Linked DNA regions of Homo sapiens: region 1 is linked to region 2. A link is a loop called in an ENCODE intact Hi-C map of the cell type or tissue named here. Cell type or tissue: prostate gland. All regions are shown on one strand. Links, peaks and the distances in the headings refer to the core of each region. The heading gives the core; the rest is flanking DNA. Region 1 has its middle 340 kb from the start of TSG1. Region 2 has its middle 5.8 kb from the start of EPHA7.

Region 1 (10,115 bases), core at 1,436-9,435, 620 kb after region 2:
TAATTTCTATTTAATTTTCTTATAATTTTGATATCTTTATTTGATGAAACATTGTTTTCTACTTTACTTCTTTAGACATGGTTGTTTTTATTTCTTTGAATGTATACATAAGTTTAGTTTGTTGCATGTATACATACACACACACACGTATATCATATATATATTAGCTGATTTGAACTCTTTGTCTAGTATGTCCAGTATCTAGACATCCATAGGGGCAGGTTTGTTTTCATATATACATATATAAATACACACACACGCACACACACACACACATACACAGATACGTACATATAATTTCATATATATACACTTATATATACATATACACACACATATATATATCATATATATATATAATTTCAATAGCTTTGGGAACACAAGTGGTTTTTGGTTATATAGATGAATTGTATAGTGTTGAAGTCTGAGATTTTAGTCAGCCCATCTCCCAAGTAGTGTACACTGTACCCAATATGTAGTTTTTTATTCCTCACCTCCCTCTCAGCCTCCCCACTTCTGAGTCTCCAGTGTCCATTATACTACTCTGTATGCCTTTGCTTACTCATAGCTTAGCTTATAAGTGAGAACATAGGGTGTTTGGTTTTCCATTCCTGAGTTACTTCACTTAGAATGGCCCCCAGCTCCATCGACATTGCTGTACAAGACATTCTTTGGTTCCATCTATGTCTGAGAAATATTCCATGGATTTCCTATAGACCACATTTTCTTTATCCACACATCTTTTGATGGGCATTTAGGTTGGTTCCATATCTTTGCAATTGTGAATTATGCTGTGATAAATATATGCATTCAGATGTCCTTTTTTAATATAACAACTTATTTTCCTTTGGGTGGATACCCAGCAGTGGGCTTATGGATTGAATTGTAGATCTATTTTTGGTTATTTGAGAAATCTCCATACTAGTTTCTATAGAGGCTGTGCTAATTTATATTCCCACCAACAGTGTATAAGTATTCCCTTTTCATCATATTCATGACAACACTTATTTTTTTTTTTTTTTTGGCTTTTTAGTAATAGCTATTCTGGCTGGGGTCAAATGGTATCTCATTGTGGTTTTAATTTGCTTTTCCCCAGTGATTAGTGCTGAGTATTTTTTTCATATGTTTGTCTCTCTTCTTTTGAGAAGTGTTTATTTATGTAATTTACCTAGTTTTTGATGGGGTTGTTTTTTTTCTTACAGATTTGTTTGAGTTTTTGTGTAGATTCTGGATATTATTCACAGGGACAGATTTTAATATATGTAAAGCATGTATAGACCACACTTTCCTGTGTATTTGTGTATCTTATCATATTTTGTTGAATACTAGACACTTAAAATTATATAATGTCATAACTCTGGGATTCAGATCCTTACCCTTTTCCATGGTTTATTGTTGTTGTTTGTTATTGTTGTTGCTGTTGCTGATTATTCATAGACTTTCCAAACTAATTCTGTGGAGTCTGTGTGTGTTTTTTTTTTCTTACGTAGCCACTGAAAGTTTCTGCACTGTCCAGTGAATGATTAAACAGAGACTTATAAAAATGCCTAGAATAAACAACTTCCATTTTTTGCTGAGCGACTATCTCTGTTGAAGTAATTTTGCAATGCTCTGGAAATTTACAATTCAATCTTGGTCTTCACTTCCTGACTTTGCAGAGTCTTAATGTCAGCCAAACATGAGCGATTAAGATGTACTCAGGCCTTTCCTAGTCATGAGCACTGTCCTGAACATATGCATAGCCTTCTAGATTCCTTTAGACCTTTCAGATCTTTTCAAAGCCCTTTATGGACTTCTCCTTTCCTTTTTAAATTCACTGGACAGACTCTTGGTGTCTCCAGCTGATTTTGCCAACTCAGGTAACTATGTGTTAAATAATTGCCACTTATTTTTTAGAGAAACACCAGGGGATAGAGCCTTCACACTGAGTGAGCTCTGAATCAGGTCAGATAAAGACAACCCTTTGAATGGGGCTTTTCCAGGGAGCTTCCAGGCAGGTCAAATAATGACAGTTCTCTGAAGATGGAGCTTTGTGGGGATTTCCAAACCCATTCTTCCCTCTCCATTGGCTGCTATCCTCCTAGTTTTCACTGTGACCATGGATATGAGGCTGCTTATTTTCTATACTCCTAGTGACCTATGAAGACAGGATGAAAATAGAATAAAGTAATCTGCCACAATGCTCAATGTTTTTCCTGAGATTCAGCAATTTTTCTTGAATAACCACTTATTGAGTTGTTAGAAGTCTTTAGTTAATTTCCACGGTTCTGAAAAAGTTGATTTTAACAATACCTCCTATGTTCTCAGTGTTTTTATGGAGAAATAGATTTTCAGAGATCTTAACTCCACACTTTGTGGTGGTGTTAATTGTGATCTCTTGATCAATATAGTGTTTCTTAGACTTCTACATATTTTTGTTTCTTTTTAAATTAATAATTTTGTGAATGAGTTCTTTGGTACTACGAATATATCCTGTTCCTAATCAAAATTTCAATTTCTCCATTAATTTATGAATTTCTATTTTATTCAATGGCTTATCATTTGTTACTATCATTATTTATTTTAATGCTCAGATTGTACCAGAGCCGTTAAATAGAAGCCTTTTCACCGTAACTATACTTATTGTCAATATATTTACTTATTTAAACAAATATTCCTTTATATAACCAATTTTCCATTGCCATTGCTTTTACTTTTCTATGCCAACAATCCCTTTACATTGCTTGAACTTACACATCCCTGCCAGACCACATCCCCCACATAAACCACATGGATATTTTCCTTATCCACTCAGACTCCAAGATCTTGAGCTAAACTACTCTTCCTACAAGCACTCTTTTTACCTGCACTGACTCTAAAACCCCATATCTGATTTCTCTCACTCAGGAGTCCTCTTCTCTCTTGTGTCCTGATACTCCATGCTACACTACATCTTCCCCCTGGGGATGCCCTTTTACCCTACTTGGGTACTTATACTTTATAGTTGGCCAAGCCCCACATAAATCCCTTTCTTACATTGTCTGAGCTCCAACACAGTATACTCAGCTGCCTCAGCGGACAAACCTTCCTTATACCACTTGGGTTCTAATACTCTGAGCCAGATCACCCTTCTTGGCAGATACCTTGGTCAACATGCTTGCTTGTGTTGAATACCTTGCACTTGGCCACCACAGTAGTTGAACATTTCCTGTGCTGAGCCTTACTTTGCACAATCCTGCATAATGACTTTTAGAATGAATTGATTAGCAAGGAAAAGAAGGGAAGGGAAAAAGCAAGAAACCATTTGAAAATTTTACATAATACTTTTAATGAAATATTTATTATTCCAAAGCTGTGCATATGTAATTTTTCTAATAAAAGAAATAATTTATACATTTGCCACTTTGCCTTTAAAAATAGTATACTTCTGTTGGTTTTTTGTTTATTTATAAAATCTTTGGCTAATTGCTATATTTCATCCATAGCAGACATTTCTTAGCTTGAAATAGTTATTAAAGAATGAAAGCTAACAGTTTTCAATTACTTCAGATTTTCTAACTGAATTTATAGAAATATATTCTTGTGTAATTCAAATGACTCAAATTCAGGAATATCTAATAAGACAATAGAAAAACTACTCCCACATACTTGCCAAATACCTTTGGAATTTTACTGGCTTAAAATGTAAAATATATTTCTAAATAGATTTCATATCTTTGTAAGTTATTCACAATTAAACAAAATTCAGAACAATGTAATCATTTGCATTAATGTGTAAATATACTTGTACACAAAGAGATTACAATATATAGAGATAGTTATATTTTATTATATAATGTGTGTATATGTGTGTGTCTTGTATGTATATGTGTGTGTGTATTTACACATATATATGTTCATGCATTATGCCATATGTAGCTGGCCATGTGTGAATGTGTTTTAAGTATTTTTATATACTGGGAATGTACATATGCACATATTTAATATCATACGTGCATTTTTTAGAAGCATTCATTTTTATTAGAGTGAGAATTGAGGCTTGAGAGCTTGTTTCTTTTACATGGGAGACAAAAAAAAAAGTAATTGTTTATTTTTGTTCTCAGAGCTATCACACAAAAATAAAACAGAAAAAGGAAATAAATTTTCCTGAGCAACTTCTCCTAACTTCAATATCCAGAGAGAAATTAAGAAAATAAGAGGAAAGATGAAAGCCTAACAAGATTTAAGAAGAAAGTTTTCCATTATTCATTTAATTCACTTTTAGCTGACCAAGGTAAGGAATGTTGAAGTTTAGATAATGAATGTGTCATGGTGTCAGCATTCTTAAAAAAAAAAAAAAAAAGACTGAGGGTAGGGGAATGGAGGAGGGAGGGATGTGTTGATAATTATCATGTTAACCTAAGAATGTTTTATTCTGAGTGAGGCTAGTTTAAAACTATATTCTCTAGGTTTTGTGAGGGAGATATTAGGATAATGGATTACATATTCCCTCTATGCATATATCGAGATAAATCTTTAAAAATTCTAAAAGATAAGAAAAAGTTAAAAAAATGAGGAATTGCTTTCCAAAAACGATAATTGCAGCAAAATCAATTAGACAATTTTTCTTGATCGCATTTGAAGCTTTGACATCACACATCCCATTTATTTGCTTCTGGCCTAATAATCCTCTGCATGCTGGGAAATATCTTTGTTCTCTGATAGAAGTAATAAAGCTGTCTGCACGATTCTCTCTTGTGAGACAGAATGTTCCTATTTTATTTAATCTATTGGTGTGCAGCCTTTTCAAAGTAAATACTTCACACACACTGAACAGAGAAAGACATGCAAGGGGGCTGGCCCGAGAAGTGTAAAAATTAAAAAGTGCCCTGTGAAGAAATAATGATGGCTCTCTAAAAAATTAAATAAATAAGAATCTCGGGTCAAGCGGGCCTTGACTCTCATTGCTGCTAGAGTATGGAGTGCTTCATATTCTCCCAACCCCCCTGTTCCATTCAGTTGTTCCTGTTGAATAGAAAGCATCGAGAAAATGAAGAGATCTAAATGCCAGCAGGAGACGAGCTGCATTCTTCTAGGCATGTCCTGAGCCTAGTCACCCAGAACAACTTGTGATCCCTGGACAAAGCCGTTCACAGCAGGTGGCCATATCAAGAAATTTTCCTCCTGGAATTAGATATTATCCCAGGAATCACTACTGAGTCAAACATAATGCCCCATCCTGCTGGGTCAAGTAGGATTCCATTTCAATTTCTTTACACAACGATGCGTTTCATCTTGTCTGCGTACAATGACAGTGCTCAGGCATGAAATAAATTGAAGTGCCTGAAAGGCAGAATTATCCCTTGAACCTGCAGCATTCCCAACCCCAAAAACACACATTGTCAAGTGAGTTCCAGATAAGCAGGATCTTCAGCAAGTGTTTGTGCTGCTTGGCTTCCTTTAATCATACTCCCTTTTGTAAAACGGATTTTCGAGGGGAAAGATAAATCATTTCTGAGGAAAAAGGTCATTTTCAAAAGGCTTAAGAGGTTCATTTTGTGTGGCTTTCCAAGGTGAAACAGGTAATTCAGAGTAGTGAAAGTCTTTTGTGATCAACTTAATTCATCCTTCATATTACCAAGAATAAAAACTATTGAAATAAGACTGAATAAACTTCTTTATAACAAAGTTCCTAAGGATAGAAAGTGATGATTTGTTGTTTGTTAAGAAACTGTCCAAACTCCAGCAAATGAAAGTTTAGGTTGAGAGCAAGCTTTCCTTCCACCTTCTCTTCAGAAAGCATAGTGGTTTTTCTGGGCTGTTTGGCACACATATTTCAATAACTTATCAATAACACACCTCTGTTTACAGAACATCAGGCTAGCTTCAGCATAGCCGTAAAGCCAAAGAGCATTTTTCTCCATTGTCACATTATGTTTGAGCTCTTTAGAGATACAGACTTGAGAAAATTCAAGGAATAACATTTCCTTTCTATTTTACTGAAAACAACCTTTCCATAGCAGTCAGATATTTTGTAATCTTATATTCCACCTGTGAGAATAGTTTTCTTGAATTTATATGTGGAAGAAATTGATACAGAAGAAATAAGATATATCTTAATTTTAATAAGTTAGAGTATCTTGCAAATTGTTACCAAAAACAACTACTAGGACAAAAGGAAAGAAAGTAAAATACATACAATGACTTGATATTTAATGCATAAATCTTGTAAAATGTTTCTCTTTTAATTTTGATTGATTTGATTTAAATGTGCATCTTTAGGCAGTCTGGAAGGTCCTTTAGAATATACAATAATAACTAACTGCAAGTTGTTATATATGTTTAGAATTCTATTAATGTTCTTTTTATCTATATAATTGAATATTCAACAGTGATCCCAACATTCAAGTGAATTTGCCTACCAGCTGATAATCGGTTTTAGACTTGCTTTCTTCCACATTGTATAAATTATTTAACTGTGTATATTGTGGCAGTAAGTGCTGTAATTCTGCAAAGTTACTCTAGCTAAAAGAGTCAGGCACCTATGAATGCACAACTTTAGCCACTAACCCCACAGAATTTACTCAGAGTAGTCTAAGGAATCTATAAAAAGAGAAACAGTTGTTACAGGCTATTTACCTAGAAGAGTCAATGAAAAATAATTCCACTTATTGAAAAGGAATATCACTATGCATTTAGAAATTATATTCAAAGAAATGTGAATGAATACCTGAATGTTTGTGTTTTTCTTGTTTACTAACTTTAATGTTCTATTTCATTATTCTATCAATTTTAAAAGGATTTCCTGAAATATGTTAGAGCTAGGCTATGAGAGGATCTATATTTTTCCTAAGCATGTTTAGATACCTACTGACAATATGTGCTAGTGATTTTTTAAAATTTTTTCCCCTGAATACCCCTTCACCGTTATGTATATCAATGCCTTAATTCTTTAGACACTTATATTTTTTCCATAGTAAGCATCTTAAAATTGTAGCTTGTGTTATATAATATATATCTCATTACACTTAACATTCTAGAACTAAAGTTGCTCAATACCTGCTTAATAAGTACATTAATAGTTGAATGTTTTATTTAAAAAATAAATACATATTTGAAATAAACTTACAAAAAGTGAGTAGGAGATGACTATTTGCCCTTGCAGATGATTTTCATTTTTAGACAGATTTTTAAAATTTTCTAAATTTAAAGACTAATATCTTAATATCTAGAAGGAATTTAAGTCTAAACTTTTATTGCATGTTATTTTCCAGAATTCAGTTTCATAATGCTAAATAGATATTTAGGTAAAAATTTTAATTTGGAAGGCTTTTCGACTTAGCTCCCCAATTAATTTATATTTTACAGTTACTGATGAAGTATCTTCATGGGTAATTTTTTTCAAGTACTGAAAACTCTTTGTTTTTCAGTGCAAACCCATTCTTTATGAATATTTGTCATGAGCTTTACCTGAATGTTCTGATTGAGCCACGTATGAATCTTCAAAGGAAAGTGAAAATTGCTATAAAGAAATTTTCTGCACCAAATGTAGATTGATTATGATATTGTCCACAAGTAGATTTGGTTATAATAGAGATTTTAATTTATACTTTTTTAGGTTTTCAACACGTAAAAATATCAAGTTCGAGGAAAGGTTTTTGTTGTTGTTGTTTTATCTTAACAATCTATGTAAAGTAAATAGTGGAATATTTTTGCATTCAGTGTCCTGTGCAAAGACTGAGCTACAATATGGTGCAGTGACAAATAACCACCAAATCCCAGCCACTTAAAGTGATATCTCACTTACTCTGCATGTCCTTCTGTGGCATCAGAGCTCAGGGCTTAATGAAGTCCCTAGAGGCCCAGGGTTGAGGGAGCGGTGATCTCCCAAATGTTTCTCATCTCCATACCAGAAGGGAAAGAAGAATATGGGAAACTGCACATGAGCTATGAAAATGTTATCTGGAAGTGACACAGTCACTTGAATTTCACTGGCCAAAGCAAGCCATCTGGCCACAACTAACCTCAAAAGTGTAAGAAAGTGTAATTCTATCATGTTCCTGCAAGGGGGAAGAAGCAGAATTCTAAGTGAGCAGAATTAATGATTCCCTATACAATTTATGTCATCAGCCTTCTCTTTCTTACTTTCAGAAAGATATTAAACCTCTCCAATATCTCTGACCTTACCGTCATTCAAGATACACACATTTAGAGCCTCCTATTTTAAAAATGTGAGCTTCTTATTGTGGAGATGTGAGAGTTTCCCCACTTCCAGCTTGACTCACCTCAAAAGATTTTACTTTGATGGCACAGTGGTAAGCTTCTGCATCCTCTAAATTGGATATTCCTCTGATTGGTGGCCACTGTTGCATTCAATATTTTTGCTTTATTGTTAACATCAGTATCTTAGTTATCAACAAAGAATATCCGTAGTAACTAATAAAAGCACCTGTGAGCACTTTAAGACAGTGAAGCATTGTACTGAACATAAAGGCTCATAGTTCCCTTAAACACAGACATTGCCCAACTGCCATTCAGGTCAGGGATAAAAGGAGTAGAGGAACAGTCAGGTCCAGAGATGCATTCTAGTAATAAATTCTGTGCCCCCCACAGTTTTGTGTCTTGAAGATTATTTCTCTTATAGTATCTGTTCTCAAAACATTTTAGACCCACCATGTGAGAGACAGTATCTGCCCCCAGGGAAAAGAGAAAACATGTTTTTAAAAGAAGAAGAAGAAGAAGGAGAAAGAAGTGTTTGTTTTGGATGGTGTTTTAGAAATGTGAAGGAAGAAACAGGGTTAGGAATACATGGAATGTGGTATGAGAAGTGGCATGGCTGTGAACCACATGTTTAAGACACAAAAAGATGATATTGATCTAATAATGGTAAGAAAAACAAGACTGATAAAAAACAAAGAAATTATAATTTCAGATTTTCAAGTAGCATAATGGTTTCTCAGTGGAAAAGTTTTCTTGATGAGTGCTTGAAATATGAGATGTAGAATATTTAATCTTATATAAAGAATTTAATATCAACGTGTTATTTGTAAAAGTAAAAAAAAAAAAGATTATCAAAACAAATAATAAACCTTGGGAGTCAGAATAAAAACGAGGATAGATAATGTCAAGAAATCAAGAAGATAATAGTGCTAGTTTCCTGATTCTATAGTGAAGATAATTGTAAAGCAGTTTAAAGCTAAGATCAAGGCAAAAGGATACTTGAACTTAGTTGGGAGTACATTTGTAAATGAATGGGTTATGGAAAGGGGAGGAGTACAAGCTAAATTACAAAGTTGAGGTTAATAAAGAAAACTGAATAATTTTACATTTATACCTAATAATTTTGAAAGTAAAGATGAAAAACTCTACTTTGTAGAAAATGCCAAATCGACACTAAGAAAGAAAATGCATAAAATTGAAGAATTCTCAGAGAATGCAGAAATATGAACTATATGTGATATTATTGAGAAATATAAGAGAACTTATACTACTTCTACTCCTACCATTTAATGAAAAATGTCTAGGCTAATTTTGTAACAATCACATTTTACCTTCTTTACTAAAGAAAATATAATTTGAATATAGGGAAGTTATTGAGAAAAAAAAAACACCTCCTGTATACAATCATACTTCTTGAGTGGATCTGAGCAGCAAAAGTGGACAGAAAGTGCTGTTACAACTGGATCATGTTGAATAACCAAGACAGAAAGAGCTGAAGGGAAGTAGTAAAGCAGAAGGAGGAGAAATCTATCAGGGAACCAATAAGGTGGTGTGAAGCTAGGACAGTGTGTTGTGAAGTGATCACTAAAATATACCTGTTAGTTGATTCAGGCTTTTAGAAAAACTATGAGTAAAGTCAAACATTAGATTTAAGGTAATTTGCGTCTGCAAAATTAGCACCCCAACTTAGCCTCACATCCATTAATGTAGCCCATTACACACATATGCACACATTTGATAATGGTTAGACTTGTTATGAAACCCAACTGAAGTTTTATGCCTGGGTTCCAAGCAATTCAGAACATAAGCAACATGTGGGGGGTAGTGACATGAGCTAACAACTGAACTAAATCAATAAAGAAAATAGTGTTTCTCCAGAGTTGAACATGAGAATATAAGGTTATCCTAAGACCTTCAGTTAAATAGAGAATACTTGC
Region 2 (10,115 bases), core at 1,045-9,044:
CGCCCTGTCTTTTCACCATAGTTTGTTGAGCGAAGTGAGACATTAGGAGAGAACCTTCTGATGGTTGCGTATCGTTTTTTTACGCGTTTATCATTTTCTAAGGTTTTCCTTGGATTGCCTCCACTTTGATAGTTTTCCATTTCGCTGCATAAATTACACTGAATTTTAAAGAATGCCACTACGTATTAAATTCATAAAGCAAGACCTTTCTCTTCGCAAGTATTTACCATTTTCAGGAATTATTCAATGCTTATCTTTCAAAGAGAAACTAAGAATAAAAAAAGTCATAACCAATATCTCCAGTTGAATTCATTCAACCCGAACGGCAAGGAAGGCTGCGTAGAGAAATCTGTTTTCCATTAGGCAGTTTCGGACACTTTGTATTCAAGAGGTAGGTAATAAGAGGAAGAACTTTAAAATTTTAATTGCCAAATCTTCAATTTCAAAGGTCACACAGAGTAACTTGATCACATGTTTAAGATGAATTTCTTTTTTTGTCCTATAATTTCTTCCTTTAAAAATATTTCTCAGTCATTTATGATTTCCTTTTATTTCCGATAGATCCAAAGTTTGATCTCACATAAGGCTCCAAACTTTTTCCAACCTTTCTATCTGGAAATATAAAGTAAATTGAGTTGTTTCTGCTTTTTATAGTAGGGAGTTCTCTAAGATGACAACCCCCAGATATTTATTTGTATTTTATGTTAAATTGTCTCCTGTAGTTTTTATTTGCCTAATAAAATAACATGGAAGAGAGATATGAAATTTATTCTTTAAACCTCTTTGATTCTGTAGTTTCTGAAACATTTCTTCAATGTTACATATTCCTAGCCATTATGCCTATTTAATATTTTAGAAAGTGTATCAAAAAGCATCTTCAGTGTCCCTTAAAGGATGCATAGAAAATGTAAATGCGTAATAGATTAACCTTAGAAAGAGACAAAAAAAAATATGGGGAGAACACACTTGTTATAGAGGAGATGAAGCTTTATTTACACAAATAGATGATTTAAGGATGAAACTTGTAAACTAAAACATAAGAGTTAAAAACATAAATCCCTGCACTTAGTCTTTAGAACTCACAGAACTACAAACTTACAAATATTAAACCACTTCTAATAGTTAAAACGAATTCTCCAGGATTTCAACACTTTCCCCAGGGTCTCATCCCCACTTCTTAAAATGACACCAAGGTGGCCTTTAAAGTTTAAAATATTCCTTTCATCTATTGAATGACTAATACTCAATGATGTGAATACAAATACTTTTCCATTAAAACCAGGAAACCAAAGAAGTAACATCCTTCACTCCTCTGATGAGTGTAGGTGGTATAGTGAGTCCTCTTTTTGTGTCCCTTCTCTCTGTCAGACACAGGGGCATGTGTAACTTTACTCTTATTTTTAGAGACAAGAAGCTTCACATTAAATGCACATGTGCCAGGCTGCTGACAGTTCTCCCTGCATAGCTGCACAGTGATACTGATTTTTAGGTTTTTCAAACTTCTCTTCTTTCTTTTGTAGTATCTAGATATATTGACAAAGAATTCGGAGCATTTAAATAAAAATAAATGACAGTCAAGAAGACAGTGTTCAGCATACAGTATATGATTAATATATAAATTTACACTCGACTGTATTTGACTAATGATAAAGCATATAGACCTATTTGTACATGAAGCCACTGACATAAAAATTATCAGTATACAAAACTTTCTCATTTTAAAATAACATAATGGTGAACTTCCTCACACCATTACAATTTATTTTAGCTTCATTTTATGATTTAAGCATATTATTTCTAATCAATTATTTTTAATAATGCGATGTGTTTGTATATAAAGTGAATTCAAAAGGAACTTGTCTTCCTGAGCAATACCAAATAGTGTATGAGACCAACACCTGTGCGCCAAAGCAATAATTCTGAAAACTAGTTTTACATTTTTATGCATTCATTGTACAACTAAGTTGATAGCGTCGTCCACATATATTTAGTGAATTTTAAGTAAATGGAAACAGAGACTAAGACCTTAATATTTCAATTTTATATCCCCTCTGTTGCAACATCTATAATAAATGTATAGTGGAAAGATGAAAAACGCCTCTCTTCAGATACTAAGGAGATATACCCAATTTTAATGCATTTTGTATTATTTATTTGTATAATTACCAATAATCACATGACTGTACATGTAGGGAAATGTCCAAATTCAAGACACATTCTAAATGAGGGTACACCTGCTATTTTGTTTTAACTTGTTACAATACTAATATTTACCTCACTGTTTAACTCTGGGAAATATTCTCTGATTTTAAGAGAGAAATAGGAGTAAATTATAATGACTTCAGGGAATAAGTTCTATGAATTTTCAAATGAAAGAAAAGGTTATACTGTGTGTGTCTAGTATTCAGGCCATTCGAGGGCAAAGGGACAATTGGAGATTTCAGTATGTTACAAATCCAAGACTGTCAAACTAAATAGTTAACAACAATGAAATCAAAGGGCTGTTTCTGAACCCACTACTTTTGTACTTATCATCAAAATGCATTCACAGCTGGCAAATGTGAAAATGCAAGTTCATCACAGAAAAAGGGTAATTTAAACTGAATTAGAAAAGGTACTGTGCAGAAGAAATTGATTATAAGCAGAAAAGAAGCATTATGTCTTAGTTAACAGATATTACAGAAAATTGGATTCTGTGATTTCAGTCAAAATATAAACAATCTTTCCACTGTGTAGGAAAATCATTTACATATTTACATTAACATGATTTATGTAGTGTATATAAAATATTTATTTGCAGTCTAATGTAAAAAATGTGCATAACCTAAACTCATTAAAAACATATTAATTCATGAATTTTTCTAAGCTCAGATTTAGCTGAAAGTATAGGAAGTCAGAGGTCAGAAATCAAACCATAAGTCAAGAATTTATTTTGTGCCTTTGTAAAATTTCACACACTTTTGTGAAGTCAGATAAATAAAGTTCAGAAGATTACAATTATAATTCTTTAAGTACAATTTCCAAGTTAATTTCAGACAGTTTAACAAATAAAAATATAATTTATATCTAAATTATGAGTCCACTTGAATATTATTGCTGAGGTACCACTGAAATTTTCTAATCACCTAAAATATTAAAAAGTGTTCAGTCAAATTACTCTTTTTTTAAGTAATATTAAAATAACAAAATGTAGCTAGGAAAATGTAGCACTTTATACCTGAAATCAAGTAGCACATGTTCGGTGCTCTTAGTGGATTTTTTTTTTTTCAAACTTGATTTTGCATGGGGAGGCTCTTTTCTTCCATTACTTCCAGTTCATTTTGCCATAAATCACCAGGATTGATAGGATGAACTGGCTTAAATTATTCAAATTACTTCTACATGCTTCCATGGTTTCTCATGTTGTAATTTTTAAGCTCTTCACCCAGAGGATTTTTAGGTATCAAGATCTGTGATAATTCAGCGACCACCAGGGGGCAACAGGACCTCTGGGTGTCCTGGACAATCAAGTCCACCCTGTACAAGGTAAAGATGAGTTAGTTGTGAAATTGTATGTGTGTGTATTTGTGCATGTATATATACATATATATTATGAATATATAATATTTGTCTCATTGATTACTTTTAAGTTTCTTTTTCTCTCGGTACCTATGCCAGGCTACAAAATGCCTTCATAAAAATTTGTGAGATGTCCTATGACCTATTTTAGTCCATAGAGGCCAAGTTAAATGAATAGGCTCAAAGGCACATTAGAAGGTGAATTATACTATGGAAAAGCTTGCTCCAGTTTTTGTTTTTGTTTTTTTAACTAACCCGAAGAATTTTGAGTTTCCAGAGTGACCTCAGATACTCTCTTCCTTAGTCTGTTCCCACTTATCTTAGTCTTTTACCCAAAGAACAGGGCCAGGCTGGGATGGAGCATGCTCTGGGACTTAACAGTCCAGAGTTTTTAAGGATCCTCTGAAGTTCCCAGAGAACTTTCTAGGCTGAGGAGTATTTTAGACACCACACCTCATCCTAATCTTCTGCCGTGGTTAATACTAAAAATGAAATTCTGTCAAAACTTGCCTGACTAATCTCAAAAAGGTCTAAGAAGAGGTCTAAAAAATAATGAGTTTCTATGTATGGTAATAATTTGGAATTTCTGTTTTAGAGAAAGAAATGCGGGAGTAGTGCCCCCTAGTTGTGAAATTGTAAAGCTGTGGACATTCTCTCCATGGAGGAAGGGTAAAATTCTATACATACCAGAGGTGATGTCTTATAATACCTCTAGACTTGGCATGCAGTTGTTCTCTTTGAAGAAAAGACAAATTTATATAAGAGACAAGGACTTTCCTGGGAGGAGAGGATCCCAAACCTATCCCATTTGAGTTTTAACAGTATTAGAAGCTCTGAAAGATAAGAATGGTTCTGACTGAGAAAGAAATGAGCCCAAGTATCACAAAGAAGTGCTTACTGTAAGGGAAATACAATTGAGCTTAAAATTTACTGGGTGAAGACATTTGCTGATATTCAAAGGCCTTGGAACCCAGCAACCTAGCTATGGTATTTATGCTGATTATGCAAGTATGAACTAAAAGAGCTGTACCATTTTAGCTCAAAGGTGAAGTGACATTATAGCATGGAGGGATCTATATAACAAGGTATCATTGTAGTAATACTAAGTACAGCCAATTTTTAAAAGATATATGATATGACAGTGATGTAACTAAAGTCAGTAGTGCACTGAACATTATAATCATCTGGACAAAATATGATCCCTTTCGACTGAGTGTATGCCTAGAGATTCTCAGGAGGAATTAAGGAGAGCAGAAGCCCTCAAAAGAGAGATGCTAGATTTGACCATTTCGACAAGCAAACTTAAAAAAGATAAGTGACTGTATTTCTTCTTGATAATGTGGATCAAACTGATTAAAGATTCACAATCTGTCATAAGATTCCAGAGAGAGAATGGTGACCAAAACCTCTATCAAAAGTAGGCTTTTCATGTATTTATTAAATACAAAAAGGCACTAGGGACATACGCAGATGAATAAATCATAACCCAATACACAAAAGACCTAACACCCATCATGATGCCTTTGTGACTCATGTTTCTTTTTGAAAACAGGGAGAATATCATATACTTAGAGAAATAGGTAACCATTCAGTTTTTCTGTGTTGATTTCAACAGTGATGATATCTTTATAATTGCACTATTGACCATAAACTGCAAGAAAATTCAATGCACAGTAAGGATTTTTATCATCTGACTTGTCTAAAGTTGTTTTCTTTTCCCCTCCCTGCACTCATATCAGACAGAAAATTTCATAAAAATTTTACATCATCTCAGATTCTATGAGCTTATTATTATCATTGTTTGGTTTCATAGGCTCATTGCTGTAGATAAGCTACAGAATTAACCTGCCACATTCTCTATTTGATTTTAGATTGATGAAATGACTGAGGTCAATCTCAGTTTAATTAAGTATTTTAATATCTGATAGTCACTCTTTCAGCAAGCTTTTAACAAGCAGGCTTTGGTTGCAAAGTCTGTGAAACTTAAAAACATGAAAATTCTGGCAGAAATTTCCTTCATTTAAAGATAGATGATAACCATAAAAGACAAAACCTACTTTATCTACCTCACAAGTACAGAGAAAAGAGAAATTATCCTGCATTTCAATAAGAAGTACAAGATCTCTTATGAGAGTTCTTTAAGATCTCAACTTGAAATTAATTTTTCTATACTATCATATCTTTGTCTTTATTTTAACAAATTATAATATATTTGCATATACCTTTGATTTAAACTTTTGAGGGAACAATTACTTTCTAAGTTTTAATAAAGAAATGCAGTACAATAATTACATGCATATTCTTAGGTACTTTTGAGAAAGTCCAGTGGATTATCACGTTTTAGATAAATGGTAGTTGTGTCCATTTTAGAGAATTGGCAGCTCTGGCCCAATCAGTTATACTTGGTCAGAAGGCTATAAAACAGGGAGCGGAATGATACTGAATGAAAAGGAAAGGAAAGTAGTAACACATTAGAGTCCATGTTAGAGTTCTACCTAGTCAAATATCTTAAAATATGATGAATATTTAAAAACAAATGCCCTACACTTAGCCATTTTAATTTTTAATCAAGGTTAAGACTTAAATAGATAAATTTTTTGATCAGAGAATGAAAGTATGAATTTTATATAAATTGTACTGCTAGAGCTATATTATAAATATATCTTTAAAGTTATAGTTAAAACTTGACTAAGATAGTGTATTCTGTGTACCATTGTACGAAATGTGTAATTTTGCAGTTTTATGCTTTATAGATTAATCCGAAATGTATTCTCTAGTAATACTTGTAATTCAAAATGTAAAATTTTCAAGGCTTACCATTATAAGGCATTTATCTCAATGCTAAAGTAAATAGTTAAAATGTATTTCTCTAATGGTGTCTGATTCATCATAAACATAGATCCAGAAATATTTACCTATTCAAATACACATATCTATCATTTCCAAGGTCTATGTGATGCATAGATTTTACATATTTCTCTACACCCAGTAGAAGCCATCTTAGTCTCTATGCAAACTAAGCCTAGCCTTAGGAAGACAACATTCAAAGATCACGAATTAAATATTCAGAGGACCATTGTTTCATTTTTGAATTAAAGTCTATGTCTGTTTTTCTAAAATTGGTATTCAAATCTCTTAAGAACTACAGTGTGTATTCCATAGGTTAACTTTTTGCTTCCCCATCCCTCTAATGGGATCCTTGTCCAGAACCTGGCCTTATGCCTTAGGCCTTGTTAGTTACTGATACATTGTCTTGATGTGGACAACTGCCATCTGCCTGGATGTGAACTGCTCGTCAATGCCTGACTTTTCCTGCCACCTTTTAGACAACTACTACTATGTTTTTCTGAATCTGTCTGATGTCAACCATTTGCAGATAGTACCAGTCTTCCTGTCAAAATATTTATTGGACAATATACAACCTGCCTTTCTAGGCTACTTCCATCACCTACAGATCCAAGCATTTCCCTTAGCAAACCTAGGTACATCTTATTGCGGCCCTGACCCGTTTCATTTTATCCCATTCTGCAACATTTAGCCTGAAATATGTTTTCTGCTGCATAATGAGACACTGAAGAATTCATTCAGATTTTGGGGCATCATGTTGTAGTTACCATATTGTATTTGAAAAATGACTGGTTTTATAGTTAATTGTTCTTTTCTTTTTCCATTCTTTGCTTCTTCCCTCTTTTATTCTTTATTTCCCTTCACTCATCACACTTTAGAAATACATTCTGCTCTCCAGGTTTTGGCTAGGTACTGGCATGCAAAAATGACTAGGAAATGTTCTCCATTGTGGTCCTCAAGAAATACTTATTTTAGTATATGGCAGAAATACACAATTAACGGATACTGCCTTTTAATTGAGATAGGTAGATATCTGATAGATATATTCAGAGCAATAAATCAGACTGGAGAGCATCCTGTTAGGGACTGGCATTGTAGATTGACCTTGAGTTGCCAATAATAGGTGGTCCGCCAAGGGGAATAGGGGAAAGGAAATTTCAGGGAGCAAGATAATATGTAAAGGGCACAGTGGGGAGTATAAAAGTTACACTTTATTGATGAAACAGACACTACCCTAGGCATTTTAAGCTGAATAAATTTAATTTGGAAAATTAGCTGCTCACAAAATTTTTGAACATTATTGTACTAGTTATACATAACTGCATAACAAATTAGCCCAAAACTCAGAGGCTTAAAAAAACCAATATTTATTATCTCATAGTTTTTGTGTGTCAGGAATCCAATCAACTTAGCTGAGTCCTCTGTCTCAGGGTCTTCCACAAAGTCACAATTGAGATGTCAGTCTGCACCGTGATAATCTCAAAGCTGAAGGGGAGGATTTGTTTCCTAAAACACAAGTGACTGTTGTTAGGTGTCAGAAGACCCACTTCCAAGATCACTCAGCATGACAGTGGCAACCTCATTTTTCATTGTCTGCAAACCGAATGTCAGTTCCTTGCCACACAGACCTCTTCATAGGGTTACTCACAACATACACTTTGTTTACATCCAGAGCCAGGACCACAAGGAAAAAAGAGTCAGCAAGGCACAAGAAAGATAAACGTCACCATCTTTTTGTAAGTTAATCTCAGAAGTGATACCTATACTTTTCTGCCCATTGCAAGGCAGTCACTAGGTCCCGTCCACACTCAAGAGGAGAATGATACACAAGGACTTGAGTACTGGGATTCAGGATCATTGGGGTCATCTTAGGGGCTGTCACCCATGAGTCTGAAGAAACAGGCTTTAGACTGGTCCTCCAAGAATGATCACCAGATCCGTGCAGAACTCTTCAACACTGACACTTCTGCACTTAAAACCACCTGTGGAGCGGGTTTCGGAATGCATCTCTGGAGCAGCGATTCTGGAATCAGGAAGCTGAAAACAAGAACCCTTACTCCCTCAGCTATCATTGCTGCCACTGTTCTCACCAAGCAAGAAGCTGAAGAAAAGTCAGTGGAAGACTGCTGCCAAAAACACAAGACATTTTCATGGTCTTTCCTGCCAGAATATAAAGCCAAAAGAAAGGTGGTAGCTGTGGCTTAACTTTCAACTTCCAAGTCTTAGATGATTTCAAGACTTTGAACAACAAAGTCCATTAATATTTCTCAATGATAAGAGGCACCATTATCATTTAGAATTAAAAAAAAATTTTATTGAAGAGTAATGCATACAAGGAAAACGTACTTATTATTAAGTATACAGCTTGATTGATTTTTATAAAGTGAGTACACTTGCGTAACCAGTAGTGGAATTTTGAAACAGAGCATTAAGAACTTCCAGAAATCCCCCTTCTTGTCAAGTCTCAGTCTCTACTTCCAATAAAATGTTTTTCCATTTTGTGTAGTTTATGTGACCTGAATCTGTTATTATGTAATTTGTGTCTGGTGTAGTCGCTTAACCAATTGAGAGATTTGTCCATGTTATTGAGCATAGTGCATGTAGTTGTGGTTTCTCTATTTTCATGGTTGTACAGAATTCCATTGCAAGAATAAACCAAATTGATTTATTTATCCTACTGTTCATATACATTTAGTAATTCCTTGCTCTTGAAAATTATAAATGATATGTTCTAGAATTCTAATTTGATGACCATATGCTAAGACTGAATGTTTGTGCCTTCCAATAATTCAGGGTTGAAGCCTAAGTCCCAACATATTAGTATTTGCAAGTGGGATCTTTGCAGGTAATTAGGTCATGAGCATGGAACCCTGATGGATGGATTTAGTGCTCTTATGAGAAGAGACAGGAGAGATGATCGCTGCCATGCGAGGATACAGCTAGAAGATGGCCATCTGCAAACCAGGAAATGAGCCCTCACCATAATCCAACCATGACAGTACCTTGATTTCAGACTTCCTACCCCCTAGAACTGTGAGAAATTAATCTCTGTTGTTTGCCTCAATGAATCTATGGTGTTTTTCCTATAGAAGCCCAAAGCAATACACCATATATGTGCATTTTATTGGATGTATTCTTAGGAGTTGAAATACTTGTTCACAGAGTTGCATATGTATGTATAGGTATATGTTCATTGGCCATTTGGATATCATCATTTGGGAAGAATCTGTTCAAAATTTTTGCCTTTTTATTTGAGTCATCTGTTTTTTTCTCATAAACTGTTAAGAGTTCTTTATATCTAGATATGCACCATTTGTCAGATATACGTATCTTGCCACACTTTGTGGTTTGTCTTTTCACTATGTTAATGGTATCTTTTGATAAATATTAATTTTACTGTAATCCAGTTTTTTACTGTTTTCTTCTGTGATTAGTAATTATGGTGTACTGCTCAAGAAATCTTTGCCTAATCCAAGTGAAAAAGGTATTTTCTTAGGTTTTCCTCAAAATCTTTATCATTTGTTCCTTCATATTTTGATCTGTAACCCATGTAAAATTAATTTTTGTATGTGGTGTGAGGTAGAGGTCAAGATTCATTTTTTTCCCATAGATATATCCAATGAACCCAGCATAATTTCTTGGAAAGACTCACTCTTTTGCATTGCACTACAGTGGTGCTTTGGTCATAAATCCAGCAGATGACAGTATGT

Evidence for each region. A loop is a pair of places that touch in the nucleus more often than their neighbours do. Peaks named below come from ENCODE experiments on the same cell type or tissue, not always from the same donor. Only the 100,000 strongest peaks of a DNase experiment are listed, where the experiment ranks them.
Region 1: it touches region 2 in a loop (2.8-fold over the local background); 5 of 110 quality-filtered maps call a loop at or near these places.

The regions. Positions count from the first base shown.
Region 1 is chr6:94,040,561-94,050,675 of GRCh38, forward strand. No RefSeq gene overlaps it. Among named protein-coding and RNA genes, the nearest start is that of TSG1, 340 kb to the left of the region's middle. In prostate gland, for the core only: no CTCF peak of the experiment used is centred there; no DNase peak of the experiment used is centred there; H3K27ac peaks cover 1,578 bases.
Region 2 is chr6:93,420,316-93,430,430 of GRCh38, forward strand. No RefSeq gene overlaps it. Among named protein-coding and RNA genes, the nearest start is that of EPHA7, 5.8 kb to the left of the region's middle. In prostate gland, for the core only: CTCF peaks have their summits at 3,481 (motif pointing right) and 4,175 (motif pointing left); a DNase peak (open chromatin) is centred at 3,476.